2 separate regions of the Mus musculus genome follow, and region 1 is linked to region 2. The links are chromatin loops, found by intact Hi-C in ENCODE. Cell type or tissue: heart. All regions are shown on one strand. Links, peaks and the distances in the headings refer to the core of each region. The heading gives the core; the rest is flanking DNA.

The links. Hi-C counts contacts between places; a loop is a spot of excess contacts. Peaks named below come from ENCODE experiments on the same cell type or tissue, not always from the same donor. Only the 100,000 strongest peaks of a DNase experiment are listed, where the experiment ranks them.
Region 1: it touches region 2 in a loop (10-fold over the local background); 10 of 42 quality-filtered maps call a loop at or near these places.

What each region holds. Positions count from the first base shown.
Region 1 is chr16:30,730,371-30,745,442 of GRCm38, reverse strand. No RefSeq gene overlaps it. Among named protein-coding and RNA genes, the nearest start is that of Gm33502, 56 kb to the left of the region's middle. In heart, for the core only: CTCF peaks have their summits at 9,065 and 9,265 (motif pointing right); DNase peaks (open chromatin) are centred at 8,322, 9,262, 9,902, 12,232 and 1 weaker place; H3K4me3 peaks cover 748 bases; H3K27ac peaks cover 5,939 bases.
Region 2 is chr16:30,595,218-30,609,423 of GRCm38, reverse strand. Fam43a (family with sequence similarity 43, member A) reads right to left here and starts at 9,701. Exons shown (of 1, transcript NM_177632.3): 1 at 6,627-9,701. The coding sequence starts at 8,824. The coding sequence ends at 7,550. In heart, for the core only: CTCF peaks have their summits at 7,869 (motif pointing left) and 9,643; DNase peaks (open chromatin) are centred at 7,883, 8,753, 9,683, 12,213 and 1 weaker place; H3K4me3 peaks cover 4,683 bases; H3K27ac peaks cover 3,896 bases; H3K27me3 peaks cover 1,078 bases.

The sequences.
Region 1 (15,072 bases), core at 4,357-12,356, 140 kb before region 2:
GCATTGGGTAGGTCTCAACACACAGCTACACCGAGTGCGCTCTTCGTGAGGGTGCCTGAAAATATGGGGCAAGCGTGGTCCAGTCCGTGACCCCATAATCAAGCTCCAGGAACATGAGGAAGAGTGGGGTTTTTTTTTTCCTTTCTTTTTTATACAGAGGCATCTTCCGTAATACTTGACAGCTTTAATGCTAGCAGGACCCATCTCCCCAGATGTGGCTGTTCCCCAAAGCTATACTCTGAGGATACCAACATCTGCTGCCGTTCCACGGCCCCCTGACCTTTCCCACTGCCCCTGCTCTCCTTGGACAGTCCTTCCATTCACTCCAGGATGACTGCACCAGGCACTCCTGCTTCTCTGCTCTGATGGCCTCTAACTCACTCTCTCCTTCTATCTGGGCAACTGGAAACTACAGGGCAGTTTGTTGAGGCTCCTGAACAGAGCTTCCTTATTGATCTTGGTTCTCCCGCCCCCCCCCCGAACCCTCCCAAACCCCCCCCCCCCGTGTGAAGGAGGAACACAATCAGCTGTTGCCACAAAGATGCTGCCTCTCCACTTCTCCCCTCAGATCCTGTATCCTACCTCATCTCCCCTCCCCCACCACCACCACACACACCTCAATGATTCCTATGGGTTGCTCCCCTTAGGACCCTCCCTAAATCCTACTGTGGAAGCCTTGCCTTCCAAACCCACTCAACAAACTTTTGTCTCTGGCTTTATGCAAGCTGTGGAGGCAGCATGACAGCGATATTACCGAGTCCCCAGTGGGGTTCAGACTTCTTCCCAACAACTAGGACAGTACCGATCATTTATACGGCGGTCACATAGATCGCCCCAACTATAGAGTCCTAAGCAACACTCACTATTATCTCAGCATTTCCGTGGGTTAGGAGCACGGGCACAGCCCAGCTGCTCCTCTGCTTATTTTACAGGGCTCGAATCCAAGTGTCAGTCAGGCTGTGTGCACCTCAGGAGGCTTGACAAGGGAACAAGCCACTTCTAAGCTCCCTCAGCGGGGTGGAGCTAGTTTTCTTATACATTTGAAGGCTGAGGTTCCTGAGCCCTGGCCAACTGTTGGCTGAGCCTCCCTCCCTTAGCTCCTAGGGCCAACATAGCTTCTATGCCTCCCTCCCCAAGTCACATTTTACTATCAGACAGTGGGCCAGTCTGTTCCAGTTCTCTATTGTAATCCTGCCTTGGTTGGTTCACGTCAACTGGCTGCTGCCTGAGCCCTTGTTTGTCATGATTGTTGTTGTTGCTCTGGTACCTGTGTGCTTCTGCACGTGACAGTGTCCTGGCTGTGGATGATGGCTGTGATCCGGCTGTGTCCGAGGGAGGCAGGCCTTACAGTCATAGCCTGGGAGAGAAGTCCAGCCTATAAAGCGGGCACATGGCTTTGCAAGCAGGGAGAGGAGAGAGAAAGGGAGGCTGGGCAGGAGGCTCATAAAACATGGTAGTCCCTCTGCTCTCATCAGAACCCCAGCAACTGAGGGACTTTCCTTCCTAAGGTCTTCCTGTGGGCCTGGGGTGCTTTCTGCCCTTGTGGCTATTGCCCTTCCATACTTGCTTTTTATTGGGGACAATAACTGTCATTTGGCCATATTCTTTTTCCTTTTGCCACTCGAAGCCTGGGTTGGGCCAAGGAACTATTTCTTGGCCCGCCTTCGGAGGTTTAACACCAGTCCCCTGACCCCTGACCTGACACTCAGAATGTTTTTGTCCCTGAGATCATCTTTCCGTTTTTCCTGAACCTGCCCACTGTGGAAATTTATTTCTTGACCTGGCCAATTGTGTCTTCTATTGCTTCAGCTCCTAAACTTACTGTGCAATGATCTTCCCACCTAAAATTTCTAATAAACAGGAAATGCTAGTTTGAGTCCACAGTCTATCCCATTTTGTTTTAGTTTGAGATCGGGTTATATTCTCTAGTTAAAGTTGGTCTCAAATTTGAGATCTTCTTGCCAGCACCCCTTAATGCTTTGGTTATAGACACATGTTATCATGCCTGGAACCACCCCCTTAATGCTTTGGTTATAGGTATGTGTTACCATGTGCTACCATGCCTGGCTCCATCTCATTCTCTATTGGATCACTGTCCATGCAGCTCATGATATATGTTCATGACCATGAGCAACTTCTCAGTTTTGTTTACTTCTTCAGTTCAGGAAGCAGAAAGTCAGGGCAACACTGTCAATGAGCTGAATGCATGGGAAAGCCTCAGGCTCATTAACCAAGGCACAGTGGCGGCCGCGTTTGACTCAGGGGTGAGTCTTGCTCAGTTAGTACTTGGTGAAAGTGCCCTCTCGGAATCTTTAAATGTTATATCATGTACAGTTTACCCTTCATTCAGATGAGCAGCTGCCTAAACCTAAAATGAAGTCATTTTTGATCTTTCCTTCCTCTGACCTCCACACCCCACTTAGCCCCACCTCTTGTCTGATCCATCTGGAATCATCTTTCTAGTCTCCTCAAACCCCTCTCACGCATGCCATTTTTCCTCTGTCCTCCACTCTGAGTCTTGCTCTCATTCCTTTCTCTCTTGCTTTTACAATCCCACCAGACAAACTGTTTAAAAACCTAAAGTCCATCCCGGAGTCACCCTCATCAACAGCTGCTGGCAATTTCCCACTACCCTCAAAACACAGCTCAAGCCCTCACCACATTCCTGGTTTGTAAGCCGTTTGAACCCGCCCCATTCCTTGCCTTCTTCCCAAGGCCAAGTTCATCCCTGTCCAAGACTATTGCAGAAGCTGTTTCCTCTGCCCAGCTTGCCCTTTCCCAAGATCTTCACTTGACCCAATGCTCTTCAACCTTTAGGTCTCAACTTAAATGTCACATTTCCCAAGGGGCTGCCCATCAAAAGCAGGTGTTTCCTGTTACCCTCCCCGTGTCCTTGCTGTTTTGCCCGACATCTCTCTTCCCCTCGAGACTGAAAGTTCCATGAGAACAAGAGAAATGTGTTTTGCTAGGTGCCTTGTAGCCAGCTCCAACTTAGGACCCAGCACATGAGCATTAGACTTAAAGATCCATTGAGTGGTATGTTTAAAAGGATGAATGAATGACATGTTGGGATTCGCTCTATGTGGGTTCTCCCAACCAGGGCTATATGCCATTTAAATATTGTGTGCAGCCCATTCTGTCATTGTGTATTTGCCGGGTACCTTCATGCATCTGTAGGAGCCTTCTACCATGGTAACATCTTATTCATCTGAAGGAGATTGTCTCACATCCTCTTCTATCCAGAGCTGAGAAGCTAGGAAGAAGTGAGGAGTGCTCTGCTGTAACCCCCAAGCTTTGAGATTCCAGTTTGTCTCCCCAGCATGTAAGCCAACTTGTGATACTTTCCATTTGTCTAATAACGTAAGGATGGGCTTTCTCTCCAGCATACGTGGCCTTGTCAGAAGTCCACGGTCAGGTCATTGCACTGATTGTGTTGCACATGGAACTGCGGGTGCACGTTCCTTGGTTCCCTGCTAGAATTCAAATGGATGCCTACAGAGGTTCCCATTTCAGAGAACTCAGGAACAGAGGGGGCCTTGTGATGCCTTTCTACCTATTGGATTGCTTGTCCAGAGCCTAGCTCTCCAAATGCCTCTGAGACAAGGTCCTAGGAACTCATAGATGAAGCATGGAGCTTTCTCTCCAGCACACCTGGCCTTGTCAGAAGGCAGACACCTGTGCCTACCATGCTGGGGACCATCTACATCCTCTACAAGGTCAAAGTCAGGACGCATTTACTCCTGCCGATCCTTCATTCATTCAGTTAGCATCCCTGTGTGTCCCGCAGACAACCAATATACAGGGATGTCAGCAGAATGACCTTGCCCTGAGGACAGCCTTATACGTGGGCACTGTGCCAGGGGGTTCTTGTTTCTGAGGTGCCTTCTGGGAGCCTCCCCTGCTTCTGACATCTTGTTATCATTTGTTTACAATTTGCTCATCGACACCCAGGACATTTCTGCACAGATTCACAGGTAGATGGCTCCCAGCTTGCTTGTTTCTTCTAGCCCAACTGGAACCACTTACCTCTAAGTTGGGTACACTTATCCTCAGCATTGTCATGCAGACTACCTAATGATGTGTTCCTTAGAGGCACTTCACTGTTAGTAACTGCTTTCTAGGGCTGATCTTTGGGGTGTGGGGAGAGAGGAGATGGGAAGAGTATTCCTAGCATAATAGCAAACTAGTTTGGAATATATATATATAACATTACTACATTACAATCTTACCAGTTTGTGCACATTTGATTGTGCATATTTGTAATACCGACCCTTGGAAGGAAGGATCCTGAGTTCGAGGACAACGTAGACTACATAGCTTGACTTCTATTGCTATTCTTCAGTGTGCTTATTCTCTCCCACTGATGCGGTGACTACTCTCACTCTTGCCTCCAGATTATTGAACACGATGCACTTCCTTCTAGCTCTTGCTGACTTCCCTTTCTTAATTCCTAGTCAATCTTGAAGACTCTGCCTGACATACCCCATAGGAGACATGTTCCTAGAATACTTCCTAGTACCTTCCCTTGCAACCCTCGCCCTTTGCATCAGCCAGATTGGGAAGCCCTGCCGTGTTCCTGAGTTTACCGGTATACCAGCTGGATCATTGCCATGCTGTGTGTTCATCGCCTGCTTAGCTGTCTGTTCTTACTGGAATATGAGACCTCAAGATCTTCTCTACTAGTTCCCAGCATCCATTAGGAAGGCAAAACCCTCATAAATGCTTGGTATACTAATTCACTCACTAAGACAATGGTTGCAGTGAAAGAAATCCTAGGCTTAGTGTCAGCCAGTCTTACCATAACAAAAGACCTCCAAAGGAAGCCCTGTGGTCAGAGTCCCCTGCACAATAGGTGCTGCTTCTATCTGTATAGCACTGTGGTACCTGTTGATGTCTACATTGCCAGTCTCTCCTGTCCTCTCACGCTCTTCCAGTAAGAATTGTACTTACTTTCCAAGTTGATTTAGGGATGTCAAAGGTCCACCATGCCCCCAAAGACCCTCTTAAACGCCCATAAATAGCATGAGGACATAATTAGAAACAGGAGCTATTTTGAGGACTTGATCCTCACAGTCTAATTGCCACCTGACTTCTCCCTGGACCTGCAGAGCCAGGTCTTTATTTCCTCCTAATTGGCAACCCAGGATTCCTGTAGAACAATTCCACTGGCAGAGGTGGTGGAGGTGGTGGTGGTGGTGGTGGTGTCAACATAGCTGATGGGTTTGCCGGTTCCAAAGACTGGGGGGTAGAAATACAGCTCTGATTAAATCCTAAGAACTATTGTGAAAAAGGTGAAGCCCAATGAAAGGTCATAAAGTGAAAGGTATTATCCCCTCTAGAGCCCACATCCAGAGGCCACAAAATCTAGGGCTAGCACACAAGGCGAAGAAGTCTCAAAATTAATTGTCCATACTATGCAGGTGTACTTATGAGCCAAGCCTGGCCTTGAGACTAAAGGGAACTAAGTCTGGCAATACTACCTAGTTTTTTTTTTCAGATGTATATAGCGCAGCTGTCATTGTGACTAACAACACAAGATTTGTCTAAATGGCTCGAAGTTCATCACAGGCATGATCACACGCTTTACTGCTAATGGAGACAACCGCAGAGCAGAGCATCAAGAGGCACAGTGACTCAATGTGGTCAGTTCCCAGGAAAGATGAGCTGAGTCTGGCTGGCTGGCACCACATTCTTCGCACCTTGTTCAAGGACAGACATGTGCTAAGGGGCAAAGATAAATCAGCAGTCAGGCGAATCTTTTCTTTAAAAACACAGACGTTTGAAAAGGTTAGTAACCCACGGGATAATAAAAAAAAAAAAAAACAAAAATGGCAACTTCATAGTTTAGAGCCTTTGGCAATAAAAAAAAAATTGCATGCTCATATATTACTTCACGAGGCTCTCTAAAAGAAGGGAGAAAGGGAAGGAAAGAAGAAATGAAGGAAAAAGAGTTTGTAAGAGAAGTAAGGTTCAGGGGCTCAGTTGCTTCCTAAGACAGCGCAGCCATCAGCAAGTCACAGTCACAGGTTTTCAGCAGCACAATGCAGACTAATGTTTGCCAAAGAGCACTGCTCTCCTCTCCCTCTGCAAGCTGTGATGGCTTAAATGAGTGACACTCAGGCATGGCTCTAAAACACGTCTAGAGCGGTGGTTCTCAACCTGTGGGTCGCGAACCCTTTGGCAACTCTCTATCTCCCAAAATATTTACACTGCAATTCATATCAGCAGCAAGATTACAGTTATGCAGTGACCGTGGGGTCATTGTACAGTTAGGGGTCAGCATGGCACGAGGAACTGTATTGAAGCATCTCAGAGTGAGGAAGGTTGAGAGCCATTGCTCTCGAGTGTCTCCGGATCTGCTCAGTTGTTGTAAAAGACTGCAGAGTTGGTACAGAGCTTTCCTGTTTTAAAAGATGAAGAAGGCGGGGAAGTCACCTGATAACAGCAGGCCAGGTTCAGCCTGTGTGTCTTTATTGTCCCCTACATCCTCTTTGTATTCTCTACTGTTAAAAGAAATAAAAATGGCAGGGGTCAAAGAAAGGTCAGCGTGTAAGTAATTCAGAGTGTGTCTGTCTGGCGGTGTGTTTTTGTCCACGGAGCTAGAGCATGGTAAATGATAGTTGTGATACGAAGCGCCATGTGAACGACAATCAGAACACGGAGGACATCAAGTACCTCCCGACAGCGGAGCTGGGCACAGTAACTAAAGATACAAATTTGTGTTTTTTGCTATGTAACTGGCTGGAGCAAGTCGAAGCAGGGCTTATATTATCTGGTGTGGTTTTGCTTACACAGACAGTTGTCTAGAATAAGTAATGGTCACCAATGCTAAATGGTTCTGTGTGGTAGGATGACATACATGGACGACATATTGCAGACTGTCTACTTTCAAAGGCCACTTGCCCAGCTGGTTCAGAGGGCACACGTTCACAAGCCCGTGGCCCGTGCAGCCTGCTCTCCTACATGCTGAGTTCTGGCTATCATCATTTGCTCCTTTGTCATGAGGAGAAGGAAGTCATGAGGAGAGACAGAGGCCATGCGTGCCCCTTCTCAGCCAGCTAGGCCCTGCAACACTTGTGGCTACAACCCCTGGTTGTCTGTCTCATCCACTTACAGAGATTGACTTTTGCCAGAGACTCAAAGCATTTGGGTCCCAGAACCCTGGTGCAGCCTAAGGGCTCCTTAATTGTGACCCCTTGGGCAGTCTCCTTGCTCTCTGAGCATTGGCTTCATTACCTGCAAAATTGGAATAACAGCATTGCCTCACAGGAGCACCAATTCAGATGAGGTTTACAGAATGCCTAGAGGGGTTGGAAATGGTCTCACATAGAAAAACTGGCCTTGGGAGGGATCTAAGTCAGAGTTTCTTTTTGTTGTTGTTGTTTGTTTTGTTTTGTTTTCTTCGAGACCGGGTTTTTCTGTGTAGCCCTGGCTGTCCTGGAACTCACTTTGTAGACCAGGCTGGCCTCGAACTCAGAAATCCGCCTGCCTCTGCCTCCCGAGTGCTGGGATTAAAGGCTTGCGCCACCATGCCCGGCTTTAAGTCAGGGTTTCTATTGCTGTGATGGAATGCTATGGCCGAAAGCAGCATGGGGAGGAAAGGGTTACTCAGCTTACACTTCCAGGTAACAGTCTGTCCTTGAGAGTGGGGCAGGAGCTCAAACAGGGTAGCAACCCAGAGGCCGGAGCTGGTACTTGACTATCTCCAGACCCGTGAGGGACCTCTCAAAACAAAGGTGAATAGGCCAGTAGCTAAGAAACAAGATCCAAGGTCATCCTCTGACCTCTGTACTCTTGTGCACACGTGTGCATGAGCACCTATATCTACACACACACCCCGCCCCCACCATACACACACAAAATAGCTGGAAAAAATAACACGGGCTTTGCACAATCCACCATGTCACAAATCAACTATGCAACTTTGGCAAGAAGAAACATTCTCTCACAGCCTCAGTTTCCCCCTTGGTAAAATGGGCTGGCTCTTCTGCTCTGTCCAGTCTACCACCTGGAAGCACCCCAGGCCCCTCTAAGCAGCACTGTGGTTTGTACAAGGTCCAGAGATCTTGTAAATTTCATTAGAAGCAGTTTTCCAGATGTGCCGGGGTGGGGTGACCTATAGTTAGAACTCAGCAGCCCCCACTTGTTTGTGTATTTACCGAAGCTCTGAACCAGCTGTCTGAATCACTTGCAAACAGACCAAAGCTATTTTCAGGCGTCACACGCAGCCCCACAAGAGTCAGCCACGCCTCAGGATAATGCACTAAAAATATCCTTATAGTGCTATTTTTAAGGCTCCAAAGCTACAAGCCACAGCCCAAGAAAGCAGAGTTCCTCACTGCGTGCACACACAGGGCACCAAACCAGAGCCCAGTTCCCACTGGGCCCCTGGGTCAGTCCAGGGGCTATTCTTTTCTCTGACCATCTGGAATCTCCCTAGCCAAAGGCCCAGGCTGCGTATGAAGGAAGCCTTGTCCTTCCCTGGGGACCCTGCTAGACGCTGAGGGGTACAACACAGCCCATGACACGACGATGGGACCATTATGTCTGCTGTATGCTTGTTTCTGTTCTGAATCACCAGCTCGGAGGCTTCTGCCCGTCAGGGATGCTGGACACGTCCCTAGCACATCTGAACAGTCATTTATGATTTTGAAAGCATATTCGCATGCATCAGCTCCACTGATCACTGTGGAACCTCGACACAAGGGTTATTATTGTCTATACGTGCGAATTTGTGCCCGGTTATCACCTTGGTGATGTGATAGAACACAGGTGGTCTCTGGTGTGTCCAGAAGTGATGACTTCACACTGGTTCAGCATCTTCCTTCTGCTACCATCGTAAGCACAGCAGTCACGATTCATTTGCTCACTCGTTCATTCATTCATTCATTCATTCATTCACTCGTTCCCTTGAGAAGTATTTTCCTCACTTCATAAGCTAAAGCCCTCTCTGTACTAGGCTGAGATATAAATGACACCTCTCTAGGAGGTGACAGTACCAGGACAGAAACCCAAGAGAAGCTTCTTAATCATATTGGGGCCCCAAGGGCTAAGTTGGATAGATAAACAAACACCGTGGAAGGCCTGAAAAGCCTGAGCCTGTGAAAACTGAAAGCAAGAGTAAGGGCAGGAGCCCAGGGAATTGTGGGGGCTAGCAGCTAGAGGGGGTTGGGGGGAGAGGGGAGGGGTTGGGGGCCTGTCTGCAGCTGATCCAGGGAGTCCAGCGGTTTACAGCAGAGGTCAGTGCAGACACAGCTGGGTTTTAAGAATCCCAGAGATGCTCTGTGGTGGGAGGGGTAGTCGGGCTTCAGAGAAAAGAGCCAGCACGCAGACCATGGCAACAGTTTGGGTGACCCAGAATGGGACTGAGGGAGGAGTCCAGGAGATTGACAAAGGAAGATGAGATTCAGAAAGTATATGGAAGTAGCTACGCGGTGTGAAGGAAAGAGGCGGGCAGAGTAAGGCAGGAGAAAGGAAGGATGCTACCGTTGTAGTGAGCAGTGTGACACGGTTTGTGGAGTTCCAGGAAGAGAGCAAGAGTGGACACAGTTTGGAAGGAAGGAAGCTTTTGAGAGGAATCTATAAATCTGTGGGTCTCAATACTCTTTCTCATCTGATACCTGAAAGTACCAGGATCTCTCCCTGATCAGCAACCTAAAATCTCCCCAGCAGAGCCTAAAATCAGGGGCTCAAAGTGTGCTTGGTGTATTTGGTCCTAAGGCCCTTGCTATTCACCTGTAAAGTCAGGAATGCATTTTTGCATATGCAAATATGTTTCCTTGGCTGAGGAAGTGTAGTTGTGTGCTTACCTCAGGGTAGCCAGGAATGTCACTCTGGGCTCTGGGTGCTTACCTCCATTAAGACCCCCTGGAGGGCTCTGTCCAGCTGTCCTCTGAGGCCTGCTGTTGTCCCCTGGAGAGAAATTCCGTGGCTACAGAGTTCCTGCCACCTGCACTTTCCCGTACATCCAGTCTAGGTTAGGGAAGGTCACACACACAGGGGGAAAATTCCAGAACATGAGCTCATAGCGTGTGGTGAAAAGTGAGGAAATTTGCCTGGAATTTTGGAATCTGCTCCAGGAATTCATTTTTTTGTTTTAACAGCAAATAGCTTCTAGGGAGCTACCAGGAATAGGTGTCTTCTCTACAGTGTTCCCCACTCCCACTGTGGCTGGTCTTCATTCACATGGCAGGCAGAGTGGTGGATGACTCCAAGTTTGTATTTTCTTTTTTTTTTTTCCATTTTTTATTAGGTATTTAGCTCATTTACATTTCCAATGCTATACCAAAAGTCCCCCATATCCACCCACCCCCACTCCCCTGCCCACCCACTCCCCCTTTTTGGCCCTGGTGTTCCCCTGTACTGGGGCATATAAAGTTTGCAAGTCCAATGGGCCTCTCTTTCCAGTGATGGCCGACTAGGCCATCTTTTGATATATATGCAGCTAGAGTCAAGAGCTCCGGGGTACTGGTTAGTTCATAATGTTGTTCCACCTATAGGGTTGCAGATCCCTTTAGCTCCTTGGCTACTTTCTCTAGCTCCTCCATTGGGAGCCCTATGATCCATCCATTAGCTGACTGTGAGCATCCACTTCTGTGTTTGCTAGGCCCCGGCATAGTCTCACAAGAGACAGCTACATCTGGGTCCTTTCAATAAAATCTTGCTAGTGTATGCAATGGTGTCAGCGTTTGGATGCTGATTATGGGGTGGATCCCTGGATATGGCAGTCTCTACATGGTCCATCCTTTCATCTCAGCTCCAAACTTTGTCTCTGTAACTCCTTCCATGGGTGTTTTGTTCCCAAATCTAAGGAGGGGCATAGTGTCCACACTTCAGTCTTCATTCTTCTTGAGTTTCATGTGTTTAGCAAATTATATCTTATATCTTGGGTATCCTAGGTTTGGGGCTAATATCCACTTATCAGTGAGTACATATTGTGTGAGTTTCTTTGTGAATGTGTTACCTCACTCAGGATGATGCCCTCCAGGTCCATCCATTTGGCTAGAAATTTCATAAATTCATTCTTTTTAATAGCTGAGTAGTACTCCATTGTGTAGATGTACCACATTTTCTGTATCCATTCCTCTGTTGAGGGGCATCTAGGTTCTTTCCAGCTTCTGGCTATTATAAATAAGGCTGCTATGAACATAGTGGAGCATGTGTCCTTCTTACCAGTTGGGGCATCTTCTGGATATATGCCCATGAGAGGTATTGCTGGATCCTCCGGTAGTACTATGTCCAATTTTCTGAGGAACCGCCAGACTGATTTCCAGAGTGGTTGTACAAGCCTGCACTCCCACCAACAATGGAGGAGTGTTCCTCTTTCTCCACATGTATTTTCTAATCACAAGATAAAAAAAAAAAAAAAAAAAAAAAAAAACATGACCAACAAACAAAACAGGCACTCTGATATTTCCTGGCTGACAACACTAATTCATTTTTGCCTATAAAGGAATTTTTTTCTAAGACATGAATTGCTCCCTTCAAACCAAAACTGCCTAACTTTAGGACTGATGCTAGGCGCGTGGAGGATGGCAGTGTGCTGTTACAACATACTGTGATTTCCCTCCCTCTGCAAGCTGCCATTGAGCATGGTCCTTCCCATCTGTAGACCTAGGAAGGAACCATGTCTATGCCTTCCATAGCAAAGCGCCCACACACCTGCGCAATAGTGTGTAACAGCATACACATGTGACCGGGTTAGCTTGAGGCTGAACTTGTTAGCTACCTCGGGGCCTAGGTTTAGGAATGCATCCGCCAGGAGTGTGCCACTTCCTGCCGATTTTACCTTCTGTTCTCAGCCACAGATGTGACCTCTGACCCCGAGGAGTCTCTTTGCGATGGCTCTGAGCCCCCAGGCTTCCACTTTCCTATACCCATGACCTTACAGAGGCTTACTTGCTGGACACAGTAGAAGGTTTCTCTGCCTGGTGACGAAGGGCAGAAACCCCAAGCGACGGCCATTTAAAGGGCTCCTGTAAACTGATCTTTCTAGACTAGAACTCTTCCTGCTTCTGGCCCTCAGCTACTCTCTAATTCAGAGAGTTTTCTGAGGTTCTGAGTGATTTTTTTCCCCCTGAGACTGAGTGATTAAGGTCTTTATCTCAATGGGCCTATGTTTTTGTGGAGAGAGCTGAATAAACATGAAGTAGGAGCTGGGAGGGGGCAGGGAACAGAATCCGAGGGATAAAGCAGGCAAGGACAATTATCAAGATGAGAGGGAACGGAGAGCGAGTCCTCAAAAGAGGAAAACAGGAAGTCTCACTGGGCCTGGATGGGAGGAGGGAGGACCCAGAATGACTGAGGTGAGGAAGTGGGAGAAGAGAAGGGAAAATGATGGATGTTTCCTGTTCCCGTTTCACTCCAACCTGAGATGGTGTCTGTCAGAATACAGGCTTTGTGACACTCACCAAATCTCACAACTGCAGCCTTTACTTGGCCACATGGCCCTTTAGTCAGGAGCACCAATAGGAGCGGAGTCTTCCGCAGTGACGTCATCACTCTGCCGGGTGAGAGCTTATTGATCATAGCAATTTCATCAGATTCACAGCACACACCAGATGGGAAACAGTTCCTATTTGCCTCATGACTCCAGGAGCCGGGAGGAGACTGGGACCTTGGAACAAGCAAGACTGAGGGAGACAGAGGACCTGTCTGCAAGCACCAGAAGGATTGTCTTGCGTGTGGAAGAGAGACAGGTTTGCTGAGCCCAGAGGGAGAGACTTTAACAAATTCATCAATACCAACAAGATGGGCTGTTGTAGTGGTCAGCTTGCAACACCATCGCAAACAAGTCAGACATGGGCTACTGACGAAGAAAATGCATTTATTTAGTTCACAGTTGGGAAGACTCAAGGGCATGATACCTGCATTGGATGACTGGGGTGGGAGGTAGTCATGGCAGAGAGATAGCAGTGGTGGAGATATGTGTCGGGACCAGGACACACATTTTAAGTCAAGAGTCGGAGACAGGGACAGTGGTCCGATTTCCCTCCTTTAATAGAAACTGTTTCAGAGACCTACAGAGGGGTTATATGAGAACTGCTTCATGTTTTCAACGACCCCCAAACCATCCAATAGGCCTCAGCCCACAAAGATCATGTCACCTCCAATAGCCCCACTATTGAGAGCAGCCCTCTGAGCATATGGACCCTTGAAAGGCACTCAGACCATGACAGCTGCCTTGGAAGGTGGTGAGCTCCTGTCAAAGAGATCTAAGCAGAAGTGTGGAACTGTTTGAGGGACTAAATCAAGGCTCTTGAGTTAATTAAGACTCTGACCATTTCTGTAGCACATGAGTTCAAACTTAGTCCAGCTGCTATCTGGTTATAATATTCACCATGACTCTCTGGGACTCTTTTGACTTCATACAAGGTAATCTGCCCCTACCCACAGGTAAGTAGAACCTGTCCTTGTCTGACCAGTGATCTTAGTTCACCCCAAAAAACAAGACCAGGACCCTCATCAGTGCTAAGTTCTGAACTCAGGTCTCAGTTTTGAAATTAGCAAGAAAACAAAAAAACAGAAGTTATACAAACGAGCTGCTGAGTAAATCAGGTGTGATAGATCATGCCTGTGTTTCAAGGCATTCTTACGTCAGGGGAGGGTGATGGAAATAGCCATTCCACCTGATTTGACCTGCGTGTAAACTGGAATTCAAATGCATTCCTTCAAACCCTGTGCAATGACGCATGGTTTCATCCCAGGCCCCGCCCACAGAACGTCTGATTTCTTCCATCTTCTATTGTAGGGCACGTAACTCCGTCCGGGATTACCAAATGTGTGGGAGTTGTAATTCCTGATAATGCCCAGTTTGATTGTGCAAACCATCTGCCTACTCTGTCCTAAAAATATTCTCTGGAGGAAGAGAAGGTGGTATGTACATGTGTGCATAAATTAGACCAGACATGTTTGCACGAGGTCTGGGGGACAGCAAACCTCTGAGTAGCCTTCGATCGTAGGTCTTGGGTCAGAAGTCTTGAATGAATCCAGATCGGAGACAAGAACTGTTAGGAGAGAGTGTGTGGCTGACTGGCTTTCAGCAGAGACCTGAGGGAGGCAGGGAGTCTCTCCTTACACTTCATCCCTGGTCGCAAGGCTATGTCTCATTGGTTAAGAAAGAAAAAAATGAACGGAACAGGCCAGTCTGACCAGGTAAATAAATGGGCGGGCCCCGGATCATCACCTCTTCCTCTGCTCCTCCAAATCCCATCTCTAAGTTTCATCTCCAGCTCTGCAGCAGAACACCAGTGGCAGCTCCCCTATCTCTACTGGATGCCACAAATCTCCTCACTTCCCTCCCCCAACTCACGGCTTTATCTCAGCCCCCATAACAGGTACTCCCTGGGGACCCTCGGGCTACTCTCCCAGGGGAGGAAGTAATTGCAGGTCTTCACCTTTCCCTCTGCTCCTCCAGATCCAATCCCCCCAGTTTCATCCTCAGCTCTGCAGACTCTCTGTCCCCATTCTCAGGGGACTAACATAGCAGACCCCGGTGGGACACCCTCACACCCCTGCCCTCCTGCCCCACAATCCCGTCCCCATTCCTAAGTGTCAGCTCTCAATACTCAAAACCACATTTTACCCTGTACCTCGGATAGTCACACCTATCAGGTTTCCTACCAGGTGTCACTCTCCTACAAACCAGAGAGGAAGCAGAAACCAAGGAACAAAACACCCACCCAACAAAAACAAGACCATGTACTAGCACCTGGAATTACAGTTTTCCCTATCCTAGATGCTTGGACACTAACTTAAAAACTCAATCAGTAACAATCGGGACAATATGTCTCTACTGGAACCCAGTAACCCTACCACAGCAGGCCCTGAATGTTCCAACATAGCTGAAGCACACACAAACAAAAGGCCTTAAAATAGCCTTTATGAATGATGTAGAGATCCTTAAAGAGGAAATGAATAAATCCCTTAAAGAAATCTCTGAAAACACAATGAAAGAAAATGAATAAAACCAGTCAAGACGTGAAAATGAAAACAGAATCAGTAAAGAAAACCCAAACTGAAGGAAATCTGAAAATGAAAAATTTAGTAACATATAGGAACCACCCAGGCAAG
Region 2 (14,206 bases), core at 6,207-14,206:
CAAAAAGAACGGAGGCCTACTACATATTAAGATGAAAACTGCCTAGGTTGCAGGTGGGCAGTTGTATCATTTTGAGAACAGAAGGCGCTTTCCCTATAATTATGCGAGGGCATCAGGTACACACCAGGGCTGCCTTGAGGAGGCCTAACAACCTGTGGCAAGTCTAACAGCCCAAAGCTTGCTTGGTCATGGTCTTCAGCACGATAAAGCATTCCCAAAGGGGATTGATAATTTTGATTAGCTAATTTGATCAGCCCTTAATAATAAAAGCAAAGACATTGAGGGCTTAGCGGAGAGGCAAGGGTGATGTGGTTTGAAGCTTCTCTGGGCAGAAGTCTGGGGGGATCAGCATGGTGTACTCATGGTGCGGGTGTCTCACCGAGTATCTCACACCGAAGCCAACCACAACAGCCAGAATGTACAGCACAGCTTGTGTTCTGAGCACAGCCCCAGTCATGTCCACCCACGGGGCATGTGCACTCACACAGGCAGGCACAAAAGCACACACATGTACATACACACGTACGCATGCATGTGCACACATACACAGAGAGAGCATGGTCTCTCACACACACACACACACACACACACAAATTCTGAGAGAGCCTGTGTGTACTCTTTTCCATATATAATGTCTCCCAGAAAAACCTCAGATCTTCCACACCTCTAAACCACTGTCTCAAGGAGTGTGTATGGAATTATTAATCATACAGAGAAGCCAGGACAGTGATACACCCCTCTGCCACAGCTGATGGGAGAGACTGCTGTGGAGATGGCCCAGAACTGCTGTGGACACCTTACATTCTGATGGCAATGTTAATCCATAAACTCCCTTGTGCTGTGTAAATACTTACCTACAGTTTCCTGCTCTTAACTGGTTGTGTCCTTGTGTCTACACGTTTGGCCTCCTTGGGCACTGGAACACATTTTGTGGACATGTGTGGTATGTGGGAGCCCCGCAGAGACTCTTAAGCCCACTGAGTCAAAAACTCTGCTAGTTCCTCCACTGACCAATTGCCTCAGATGTGAGAAAGCCAGGTTGGGTCCCACATGACATGGTAATCTCTTCCAGACAAGCTGTCCAGGCACAAACAGAGGCTCTTCCAAAGAGAAGCGCTCCTCGACTGGAATCAGATGATGGGCACCAGTGACGGGTTGTTGCTGGAATTCAGGACCCCAGAGAAAAGGTGTCCTACAAAGGTTGGATTTCCCTCCCGGAAAGCCTTGGGAGAGGGCATCGGCAGCCATGGCTAACTGTGGGTGGTTTTCTAGGTCTGTAGGAGGTCCCTGGGAAACCATTTGCAAGCCCTGATCTATAACACAGAACTGAGAGTTTGCTGATGCAGAACCTGGTGGCCCTCCCCACCCTCCGCCCTTGAACTCATGTGACCTTGGAAATCTTTCACTTTCTCTGGGTAGGAATTCAGCTGAAAGATTGGTGCCTTTTGAAATGTGGCATCTGGTGTTACAGAAACATTTGTAATGTTATGAGTACTCCCTGCACCAAAACATTTCTTACTGCCCACAATGGTTCCCTATCCTGGTTCCTGCAATCCCCTTATTATTAGAAAAGGATCCAGGACATATACTAAGCTTAAGGAGGCCAAATGGGGTGCTTTAACAGTTGTTAGGGGTGGGGAGAGGGCTTATCTCTGAAAACAAGCAGCTGGCACCTGTTCCCCAGGCTGTGGGACTCTCTCGTTTACCTTCTGCAGGGCTCTAGAAGAGGATTATATGGCGTCTTGGAAAGAGACTGGGGGCAAAATTGTGCCCTGAGTCCTAATCTAAGCTCTGCTCCACATGAGCTTCCAGTGACATGTGTTTAAAAATCCTTCTTGGCCTCGGTTTCCCCATTTATAAAATAAAGGGATCAAAGCCTGAAGTTCTGTGTGGCTCTCAATCAGAATTAGAAAGAAGCGAGGTCCCTGGCAATGAACCTAGGCCCTTGCCAGCCATAATTGGCTCATTTTGGACTTCCAACCAGAGAATCCATTGTTCTGGGGAAAGAGATGGAAGGGGATAAGGATCCTGGCGAGGTGAGGTCTGCTACTAGGGTGAAGCATCTCTAAGACAGTCAGTTCCTGAGTCTTGCCTCGGGTGGGACTTGGGCTCTGTTGTTACAAAGCACCCAGCCACCAGATGCCCTGGTGGTCCTTGATGGCATGCACAGGCTTTGCTAAATGTCCTCAGACAAAAATTCAGCTACTTACAAACTAATGTATCCATCACACTCTAAATATGCAGTGTCTAAAACCCACAGTCAGGAGACGAAAATTCTAGTCTAACTTACTGAGTGAGTGATCTTAGGCAAGGATTTGGAAGCTAAAATACATAGAAGCAAGTTACCAATTATCTTCAGAATCAGCTCCAAATGAGCCGTCTTCCTCTAAGCTAGAATCCCCTCGCTCTAGAAGGCTGGCGATGTTTTGGGAAAAAGCTGACGTTCAGACAGAAGTGGGAAGTTGAAAGCAACTTCCCATCTCACCCAACACGCACAGGTCCTCAAAACTAGACTCCTTTGCCTGGGTGGTGACCTGGAGATTTCTCATACTCTACCTCTAGCCTGGAATGGACTAACCTCTTCCCTCCGTGGGAGTATTTTCTGAGTGCCTATTAGACGCAAACCTTGATGCTCTATAGAGTGAATCAGAGATGCTTAAAACGTTCTTGACCTTGAAGAATCTACCCAGCCGGAAGGATACAGAGGATTAATAACCATGATGCAATGGGAAGAACTCCTCGCTCTCAACTTCGACCTGCTCTTGGAGGGTGGAGTCTGGCTAGACCAGATCTCATGGGTGGAAGAGCAGATCAAGTTGCTCTGAGAACTGGCAGCCACCCACCCAGCCTCCCACCAGCACTCCTCTTCTCAGGAAGACACACACCTGACCTCTCTCACTTCCAGCATGTGCATCCCATTTGTATTTGTTCACAAACAGGGGTGGAGGATGCTAACCACCAACACCATAAACATCTGTAATTGAATGTCTACCGTGGATGAAGCGTGGGAGTACAAAATAGGCCGGGAAAAGCAGCTTTGACTTAGAACTTGGACCCTGGGGCCTTCCTGTGTGGTTTTGGCCAGGACAAACCCTTTATACCCCAGTTTCTTGTCTCTTAAAGGTGGGGGCAGGGTCAGAGAATGTCTTGAAATCTCAGGAGTGGTGATGACTGATAGCCCCCTGCCTGGTTTGCTTTCTCTTTAACACCTGGGGGTTTTATTTTGCTTCTGGAGTAACTGGCTTTTCTAAGCGCATTTGTGGAAAGTTGAGAAATGAAGCCAAGAACCGGGTGGTGATTGCAGCAACAGGAGAATCTGGGTGTGCAGTGGGGATAGTATATTAACAGAAGGAAGTAGAGTTGGTGGCAGAGATGAAGAGGACAGAAATGGCATCTGTTGGAAGGATCACTGTCCATGGGAGTTAGAAATAAAGACTTTCATTGATGCTGCTGAACACCCCAAGACTGAGGAAGGAAGAGCTGCCCCCTAGGTTTTCAAACCACCAAAATGGTGACTACTCATGGCTGCTCTAGTTGGCTCCGCTCAGAGCTTGCTTGCACAAGGATACAGTGGCAGAGACCTTTGGGCTGTGAATAGAGGGGAGTCATCAGGAAGAGGAAAGGCTCCAACTCACAATAAAACTGGATCCAGATGTGGCCATATACACAACATCCGGTAGCAGTGAGCACTGCCTGCCCTGGCCCCCACCTGCTCCGGGGCCAGGAGTAGTTTCCCAGGCATCTGATGTGGCCCCCGACCCCTGCCTGCGGTCCATGCTCACCAGGGTCCAGCCCTGTCATGCATCCCCTGCCAACAGTTGCTGAGACTACTGATGCATGCCTCACAGAAGGAAGAGGCCCGCTGATTAAATTACCAAATCCTGTTAGAAAACAGGGTCAACCCACTCCAAATAGAATTTTTATGTTTCTCGTGATCTTTGACGACTCCTGGGAGATTTTGACATCTCCAGTGTGGTGCCAAGGGTGGATTCTTCCCAGCGGTTCCATCTTCTTCACCAGCGGAACCCTCAAAACACAGCTGTGTCCCCTGGGAAGGAAATCTGCACAATCGGTATCACAGAGCCTTTCTGATTTGTTTAAGAGCCGCTGTGCTTCTGGAGTGGGGGAGGTGGGCGTGTAGTGAGAGATGTTTCTTTAAAGAGGCACTGTGTGGGGAGGGGGGGCGGGGGGGTTCTCTGAAACACTTATGGTCCAGAGACTCTGTCATGCTAAGGTTTATTTTATACCTTCCAACTCCTCCCTCGTTCTTCCTCAACACACACAACACATTACAGACAGGAACATGCCATATCTGTGCTGAGAGAAGCTGGACAAATGCCTGCTCCAGGGACTCAGCTGCCACCTCTGCAACAAGCCCTCCTGCCTCCGGAAGTCACTTGAGTTCTATGCCATCAGTGCTGTGCTGTTGGACTAGCAGTGTGACTCAGGCTGCAAGAGAGTGAGCAGTGTCTCACTGCATTTAAAACACCAGCGGGTTACACAGATGAAGTGGGAAGCAGGTACCTCACCTTACAAAAGGGAGGAGGTCCGCGTGATCACAGCAGACGCCGGGCCTCTCTGGAGTGTACTTTTCGCCCCATAGCCTGAGCCAGCTGTCATCACACCAAACTGTCTAGCACCACTAGGTACCAGAAACAAAGTTTTGTTGTGTCTTCATTCAAGACATTTCTCCTTTGTCTAGTGATGTCATCCCTGGAAGACGGAGATGAAGCAAGCCACTGCATCGTGTTTCCCCTTCGCATCTCTTCTAGAATTACATCAGCCAAGAGCCCTGAGGTGCGGTGACAAACAGCCAAGAAGCCAAGGGGAGCAAGAGGGAGGCAAGGACGAGAGAGGGAGGAAGGGTGCTGCCTCTTTTTCCATCAGCATTTCTTGTTCCTACTCCTAAATCAAGCAAGAAGGCAGGAAAAAAAGAAAATCAAACTTTAAAGACAGAATCGCCTTGTGCTTGCTGGTGGCATTGGCTTAAACGCTGTTGTCCTATCTACAGCCTTTGCTGATGAAAGCCAACCTTGGCGTGAGGTCTGGCTAACAGTTAAGGGCCTATTCCTGGGTAGGAATTGTATCAGCTCCACTGCCTTAGACGTCCTTAGGTTTTGTTCGGTGGAGGAAGTTGGCAGTGTGGAAGTAACTGGAAATGTGAACTCTGTCAGACAGGAGACCGATGGCTCACACAGCTATCTGCGGGCGGTGTCGCCAAAGACGGCTGCAGCAGGGTGTGCTGCTGCTTCCCTTCCTGATGTCTACCTGAACATTTCAAAATGTCATTCGATGATGTACCTCTGATGCATTCTGGGAGATGAAGACTTTACCAGACCAAACTAGAGGATTAAAAGGTGTGGCCTGTGTCCTTAAAAAGACATTGAATATTAAAAGAAAAAAAATACTTCCCACACCCCCACCCCTTTTATTTTCTTTTAAAGGGATAGGTTTATTGCTGAACCACTCCCATTAATTAGGAAGAAAACTTCACCCTCCCTTCCTCTCTGATTCCAGTGCCCTCCAGTCTCCTCGGGATTCTTGGGCCTAGCCGTTCAGAACATATTTTGGAAGAAAACAAAGCAAAGTGGCCTCAGGACAGCTCGAAAGGGCCAGTAGTGAGATCCATTTCGGCCGCACAGGAAGAGAGATCCAAAAGGGCAATGGGAAAAATGATTGGCAGAAGGGAATTCGGGCAGCTTCTGGGTGTAACCCAACCAGAGACATCTGGTTGGAGTTCACAACAGAAACAAACGGAGAAAGCATGAACAGCCCACAGCACACACCCGCACGCCAAGCCAACAGCTCCGCTGTCTTGCTCTCAGAATGGTTCCCACTGGGCCAGGCTGGGCTGCAAGGGCAGGAAACAGGCAGTTCAAGCTGTCTCCCCGAGCCCCACCTGCGCCATTACTCACTTCACCCCCCACCCCCGGGTGGCTGGGGCCTACAACTTTTCTCTTTGCTTTTCTTCCCAGAGAAAAACAAAGGCCTCACTCCACTGAGTCCCTCTTTAGGGTGCTAGTCCGGTCTCCAAAGCACCGTGGCAATTTGCAGAGGAAAAGGACTATAGATTATGTTTGTACTTGGTCACTAGGCCAACCCACAGGAGGTGGTTAAAAAAAAAAAAAGCTCAGCACACGGCAAGTCACTCAGTAAACAGCCATCCACGTGACTCGTGTAAACAGCGTGGGCAGTTGAATTTACACTGACCTCTCCAAAATTAGCTTGAAGGAAAAAAAAATCCATATGCCAGGCATAACGAATGTTGCACAGCTTTGACCCCCAACATTTGGGAAACAGAGGCAAGCAGATCTCTCAATTTGAAGCCAGCCTGGTCTGTATTAGGAAGTTCCTGGCCAGTTAGAGCCGCACAGTGCGTCTCTTGTCTCAAAAGCAACAAGCAAGCAAAACTGCACACACACACACAATGGGAATATGAAATATACAGAGGCTGGCCACAGATAAAACACCCCGAGTTGGTCTGATCCAAAAGCACGCTATGGGTGGCAAGGTCTCACCTCCGGCTCTCTTCCAGCCACAGCAGGACCACACTAAAACTGGAGGCACAACCCCGCCCCCACCTCCTCCCCGCCAATCATCTGGGGTAGCATTTCCAGAGGCTCTCGCCTGTTCTGACAGCTTTTCCTCTTTATTCTCACCCCGCTGCTGACATGCCAACAGAACTGAAACAAGGCTGCTCAAAAAAATAACAAAATGTTTTATACACATTTCCATATATACAACCGTACAACATTTTACAGGTATCTTTTGCACAGCAAAAGAGATATAAACATTCAGCTCCGAGAACACAGTTATGTACAAAAAACAAAAAGTCAAAAATACTTCACAACAGTGCAAAAATATTTTACATAGCATCATGGAGTAGGAGCTTTGGGGCCAGAGGAAGGTGTGTATTTCTAAAGGAAAATTCCTTTTTTGTTTTTTAGATATTAGGTTTCTTTAACTGTAAACAAAACACGACTTTCATACACTGCCCCCCCCCCCAAGAAGAGTTATTTGAGAAATTTGGCAAACTTTCAAGAGTTTGAGTCTGAGGTAAACAGCCCAAGCTCCCCTATCCGAAAGAACTGGGGGCAGGTAAAGTGGCATTGAAGCCTCCAACGTTTTGAAAGTGACTTTGTTAATGAGATATTGATGACAGAAAGAGGCCTTCCAGTCAGGGGGTCTGGAGAGGAAGTTAACCCCTCCTTCCCTAGCCCCAGCTGCCTCACAAACAGGAAACCGGCTGCTGGGCACCTCCAGCCCGCCCTTGGCCTTTTCCAACTTCAGCCAGCTCTCCCTCACCCACCTTTGTAGTGCTTCTCGCCCTCCCTGCCCCCCATCCCCCTGTTCACAACCTGAGCCACCTCTGAGCCAAAGCGCTGGGGCAACTAGCAAGAGGGAATAGCTTCCCCAGAAAACTCCAAAGTCGGGTCTGGGCTTCAAGTGCATCATTTTCCCTTTCCTGGAGGTTAGGGGGAATAGAACTACTGTTGGGGAGCCACTATGTGTATGTTGGGAGGGGCGCACAGAGAAGTCTTCTGGCAGCTTAGCCCGAGTAGGGCTCATCTAGGCTGGTGCTGTCAGCAGGGCCCGATGGGTTGCCAGGGCTGACAGGGGTGGCATCCAGGCCTCCGCCCTCGATGGAGCTCTCGCTGCCTGTGCTCTCGCCCGACAGCAGGCGTGTCACCCTTAAATCGGTCTCCAGGGTGCTCACGTCATTGCCAAAGCTAAGGTCGCCCAGGTCACTAATAAGCTGTGACAGTTGGGCCTTCATGTCTGAGGCACAGACTGACAGAGGAAGTGATGTCCCCGAGCTGGGGCCCAGCGAGACCCCGCCGTCCCCCAACGCCTCCTCGTGGCCATTTTCCAGCGGGTCCAGCAAGTCCTCACATTCCAACTGCATGGCCACCACCAGCGCCCTCTGCGCCTCAGCCTCTTCCTCTGCTGGATCCCCATCCCCCACACCGTCCTCTTCTTCCTCCTCCTCCAGGCAGTCCTCCAGATGCTCCTCTTCTTCCTCCTGCAGCTCCTCCTCTTGCTGTTCCCCAAGCAGGTCCTCGGTGATGGAGCCCAGCTTGGGAGCGCTGCGGCTGCGCTCCACTGGCGGCTTGTAGCAGCAAGGTCCGTGCAAGAGCAGCTTGCGCAGCGGCACTAGTGGGATGGTGTGTGCGCCCACCAACTCCTGCTGCTGGTGACGCGCATCATCCCGCCGCTTGAGACGTTTAAACTCTGCCAGAGCGTTGGCTGATGTCTGGTAAAGCAGCAGAGCCATGGCCTGAGCCTTCTCCGGCTTGGACACCAGCACCGCGTGGCAGCGTAGCATTACCGCCTTGTGCTTCAGCTCATGCCGGTATACCCAGGCGAAGACTTTGGGTAGCCGCGCGTCTGCCACACAGTAGGTGACGCGGTGCAGCAGGTAGAGGTGGCCGGGACGTCGCAGCGCTCGCTCCTCGGCATGCACCATGCGGATGCCTTGCGCACTCACGGTCAGCTTCATCTTAGTCCCTTGACGGCCGGCCTCACTCTTGCTCCAGATCTTGCCCACCGCTAGGTCAGTGCAACCGTCCCCGCGCGCCTGGATGGTGGTGGCATTCCCCAGGTAGAGCACAGTGTAAGTGGGGTCCTCGCTGGTGATGTGCAGCTTCTTGCGCTTGGAGCGGAACATGCTGCCCACCCGGCTGAGCGCGCCTTCCGGGCAGGCTCTCGCCAAGGAGCTGAGCGCGGAGTAGTGCAGGCTCACAGCGTAGCCCTTAGGCTTGGACGCCTGCCGCGGCGGCGCCTCGGCCAGCAGCTCGAACTTGTGCTTCTTCCACGGCAGCATCTCCGGAGGACGCCCGGGAGTGGCTGGGGCGGCGGTGGCCGAGCGCGGGGTGAGAGCCCCGCAGGGCCACCAACCCAGGCTACGCTTGGCCCGGGCAAGCTCGAAAAATAAAACTCAGGCTGGGAGGACCTCCGGGGCAGGGAGATGGAGGCAGGAGAGGCCAGATAGTGCTTGGGAACCCCGCAGGGACTGGGGTAGGATATTAGAAAAAAATATTCAGGAAAGAGAGAGAGAGAGAGAGAGAGAGAGAGAGAGAGAGAGAGAAGCCTAGATGAGGAGGACCAGGACAAAAGTCTCAAACAAGCAACAAAATAAGAGAGCGGAGCGGAAAATATTTTAGAAAAAGGCCAAATGAGTGCGTACAAATAAATAAAGGTGGGCGGCTCGGCCAAAGCAACCGGGATGGTGAGAGAAATAAGCTGGAACTCTTCTTCAGCGAACGTGACACACACACAAGTCTTGGGCCAGGGCCAGGAGCCGCGGAAACTACAGCAGTGCGCCCAGGGGCCGGTGCTCCCCACCCCCAGTGGGTGCAGAAGAGGGCGAGCCCCTTGGCTGGACTGGTCCCTGAATAAGCAGCTTGCCCCAAGTGTGGTCCGAGAGGTCTGGCTGGCCGCGGCGGGCCAAGCACAGCGGTCCCGCAGCTCACTGCATCCTCGCTCCGAGGGGACGCCGGAGACTCGCGCTCGGCCGTCTCGGCCAAGGTAGCGCGGGGTTCGGAGGGCAGGACGCGCACATCGTCCGCTCCGGGGACTGCCGCTACCTCATTGCTTCCCTCCGGGGGTGTCCGGCTCCGCTTCGGGGTTCTCGGCGATCTGCAGCGCGCCCTCTGTGGTCGTGCGCGCGGTAGCCGACTTGCTCGCTTCACATCATTGCCGTCCGGGAGGAAGATCTCGGGTTAATATAGGCCGGCACGAACCATTCACCGCGCGGACAGGGGAGGAGCACAGGAGAGGATCCCTTTAGGGCTGCGACGCCGGACGCAGTTCTGGTCTCTTAAAGGGACCAGGTTGCAGGCACTGGTCGAGAGAAGGGAAGACTAGTCCACTTAGGCAACCACGTTCCAAATTTACCAGCATCTCTTTTAGCTATAGAAACCAAAAGACCTGGAGTTACCCGATAGATAGCAAGAGGAACTTAAACTTTGACACTCCACCCTAGGCTAAATTGCAACTCGCTGAATAAGTCTACGTCTAGATCGAAACTTCTGGAGGAGGCGGTGGAAGTTGAGCTTGTAGGCTCTGGGGAAAATTGCGTAGTATTTTGTCGTTGTGGTGACTGTTGTTGTGTTCCTTCTGTGACAACTTCAAGAGAATTTGCAGGTTCTGTTTACTATTATTCTTTAATAATCATCTATTAAGGAAAATAAAGAGCCAGGCGGTGGTGGCGCACACCTTTAATCCCAGCACTTGGGAGGCAGAGGCAGGCGGATTTCTGAGTTCGAGACCAGCCTGGTCTACAGAGTGAGTTCCAGGAGAGCCAGGGCTACACAGAGAAACTGGGGGGGGGGGGGGGGGGAATCAGGAGGGGGGGGCAAACTATAAGAGAATCAATTTTTTGCCTGTTACTCTTCTCCTGGTGCCATTTATCCGCCGGTGAGCAGCAAGCAGGTAGTGGAAAGTTCGTGGTTAAGATGACTGCCATGAACAATATTGAACACAGTAGTGAATGGTCCCTAAGTTACTTGCTTCCAGTTTCCACCCCCGACCCAAACTGCCACAGACCCTCAGAGTAAGGCACTTTTTCGAGACATATGAAGTTTCTAAGTAAGGCTGTGCTGCTGTTTGTAGAGCCATCACTGATGCAATTTGGGTGACAATGCTTAGTAAAAACTCAGATGATACTTTTCATACTCTTTTTTCACGAGCTAACTGGACAACGTGGGGTTTGTTTGTTCCCCTTTATTTTCCCTCCCCTGAGACAGGATCTGGTTACCTCGATCAGGCTCTACGCACATTTGGATCCTCTTGTCTCCGTCTCCACATTGTGGCATGCACCACCATGTCTAGCTCTAGACAAGATACCCTCACTCGCCGGCTTGCCCCTCTGAACCCTCCACAACCTTCTGGACACCCAGGGGCCAACCAGTAAAAGCTAAACGACTTCTATTTGATGAATGAGACATCCGAGCAAACATATATATATATATATATATATATATATATATATATATATATTTTTTTTTTTTTTTTTTTTGCTGGGTTAACTTCAGCCAGAAAAGCCCAAAGTCCTATGAGAATCTGGGAAAAGAGAAAAGAGAGTTCCCAGTGACTAAGAAAATTAAAGAGGATCCAGGGAGCAAGCGATGTTTGAAAGATGATTTCCCCAAGTGGGAGGGGGATTGGAGGGCTCTCTGAGAGCAGAGGATGATGCAATGCCAAGATTAAAATGCAGACACTTGTATGAGATTCGACAGAGTCAGTGATAACAATAAAGAAATGTTTCCCCATCAAAGAAATGTCCTATAATGGATTTAAAACCCTCTCTCTCTGTAGGAAGAAATGGCCTTTTCCTGACTGGCCGTTAACGAGGGTCCTAGTGCCCAACTTGCCAGCTGTGTGGGTGGGCTAAGGCGGGGGGGGGGGGGGGAATACCAGACACCAGGATGGAACAAACCAGAATTATAATAATCCATCATGCCAACATTGATGTTTCTTTTCTGCCAAAGGGACTGCAATATTGTGCGTATTTGTGTGTGCACACAATAGAAATTATTGTTCAATGCCAATAATGACAACTTGCAAATTCGAAAGAACAAAATATTCTGGGGAAAGCATGCCAACTTAGCCTTCAGCTGAGTGATCCTCTATAATCCCCAACTCTAAATTCTAAACTAGAGCCCATATCCAAGAAGTTAACATTGCCAAGTGTCCAGGATGTCTGAGGGCCAGAAGGGCTTCGGGGAGCAAAAAGAGGACCAAAGCTGGTCTCATCTCCAATGAAGGTATGACTATGGGCTACACCCAGTTACAGAGAAACCAGAGAGAAGCAGCGATAAGGAAGCATCCACTACAGCTCTCTGGTGGCAGCCAGAGCACCAGTCTCAGAGGTACAGGCTGTGTCATGCCTAACTACCTGTTTAATAAGCTTGTTTCGATCTTGGAAGAGCAGAAAGGTTCTAGGTGAATGGGAACACCCCATGTGTGAGTCACGTCCTGGGCTTGTGCTCTAAGACCCAGGAAGGAAGAAACCTTTATATCTCCTGCAGACCTGGACCTTGGATAGCCTTTGGGGGGTCTACCTACCTTGCCGTCTGGAGAACCTGGCCAGCCTCGCTGAACTCTGAGGTCGCAGACCCTCGGTGAGAGGGAGGAGCAGATGACAAGCAGGTTCACAGAGAACCGCTCAGCAGGGTCCTTGGAGAAACTGGTTAGACACTATGGGCTGAATTTTCAATGACGCTACTCCATCTACTGGCGGCAGGCGGAAGTGCCGCTTGGTGAGGTTGTTTCTCACAAAACTGGACAAGCCGGCGATTGAATCAATACACCAAGTCACAGCTGAAAAGAAACGCTGCCAGCAGGAGTGCCAGCCTCTCACTTGGCATCTGAGAACCAGCCTCCTAGAGGGCTTTTGAACTGGCTTTCTGCCACTGTGTGTTTTGCATAGTGCTCCTCCTCCCCCGCTGTCCCACTCACTGGACACGGACTTCAAGGTGACAATGGTGACTCTGGAATCCTTTGAAAAAATATTTGTAGAGTCTGCTGTGGTGATGACATTGCTGGAGGCTGAGCAGTAGTGCAGCTGGGGGTGTTTGCTTTCCTGGGAGTGATAGCCTGTGGAGAGGCAGATGACCAACACCCAAGGAATAAAATGCCTAATAAAAGGAATAAAATGCTAAGTCGCTGGTGAACAGGAGGCAGTACTAGGAGTGAAAGTGGCTGCTTTCAAAGCTGGAAGATGTTTCTCGGGGATAGCCATGAACACCGAACATCTGAGGGAGCCAGGCACTCAAAGAGATGCTTGCACAGTCTGGTAAAGTTGGTGTGCGTGGCTCTCGAGCACCCAGGAGGTGGTTGACTCAAGTTGAAGTACACCACAAATGTGCTTTTTGATGACTTAATTAGACCAAAAAGTTGTAATAATTGTATATGAATTCCATGCTGAGTAACAACATTTAGGCTACTGTGAGGTAGATCGAAGGCATTGCATTAAACTTAATCTCCCCCCCCCCCCCACTTCCCTTCCTTCTTTACTGTGGCTGTTGGCTTACGCAATGTTGTCCTGAACAAAAGCCACAGCTAATATAAAGGCATTTAGGTTTTGTAATAAGCTAAATGGACTCAAGGACTTTCAGGCTTCTTCGTCCCCCTCTGTGACCCTAGCATCTTACAGTTGCAGCCCCTTTGTCCTGGACTCCTGTGAGGTTTTTTAACCCCCTCAGCCCTGCAGCCGCCTCCACTAACACTAATGAGAAGCGACTGAGTCACTTGAGGCACCGCCCTTCGAGGGGTTTCCCACCATTTGTGTGGGACTCCAGCTAATTTCCACCAAACAATATCACTACAAAAGAGCAAAAGCGGGCCCTCGGATCCTTTTCCAGCCTTGTGTCTCACCACATGGTTTCTCTGTCATGTGTAGGCTCTGATGTATGCCACGCCATCTGCCGTGAGAGGAAGCAGCCAAGGGGCTTCTTGGCAGATCCAGTGCTATGTTGTTTAGATTTTAGACTTCCTAAACTGTGGACTTGATAAACCATTTTTCTCGCTAAGTGGCTAACTTTTCGTGTTTTGTTATAGCGACAGGAAACAGAATGATAGAGCCAATCTTCTTAGAAGATGTCCCTGGACAGATAGTTGTCTCTGTAGTGACAAGCAGAACTGAACCGATAGTTCCCCAACAAACAATTGAGGCAGTTAGACCTTGACTCGTGTCCCAACCAAACTCACAGCAAACGGTGTGTCCACACACATACCTACCTCTTCCCCCATAGCTCAGAAGTCTCTCCTTTTGAGCCTGTCTCCTCAGAGCTACTCTGTAGTCACCACACCACAGCCCTGGCCTTGTGCCTCTTCCTAGTTTCAACACTGAAGTGGCTTCCTACCAACTCCAGGCACAATCCCTTCAGCCCAACACACAAGCATTCTGATGTTGGGCCCCCTACCTAGCTGCCCAGCCTCCTTGACCTTTCCTGGCAACAGAATCCGTGCTAGGCAATGAAGGATGGCCTGGCCTTCCCCTTGGGCTGTTGAGACTGCTTCTTCTGTCCCTTCTATTGCTTGTATGGTGCCATCTAATTGAAATGGTTTCTGTCACTTTCCCTGGCTGGTCCCTAGTTTGTCTTCCCCCACCACCATTATTGCCTCCTCTTTGTCCTCCTTCCCTCCCCCTCCTCTCCTCTTCCTCTCCCCCTCTTCCTCCTCCTCCCCCCTCCTCTTCCTC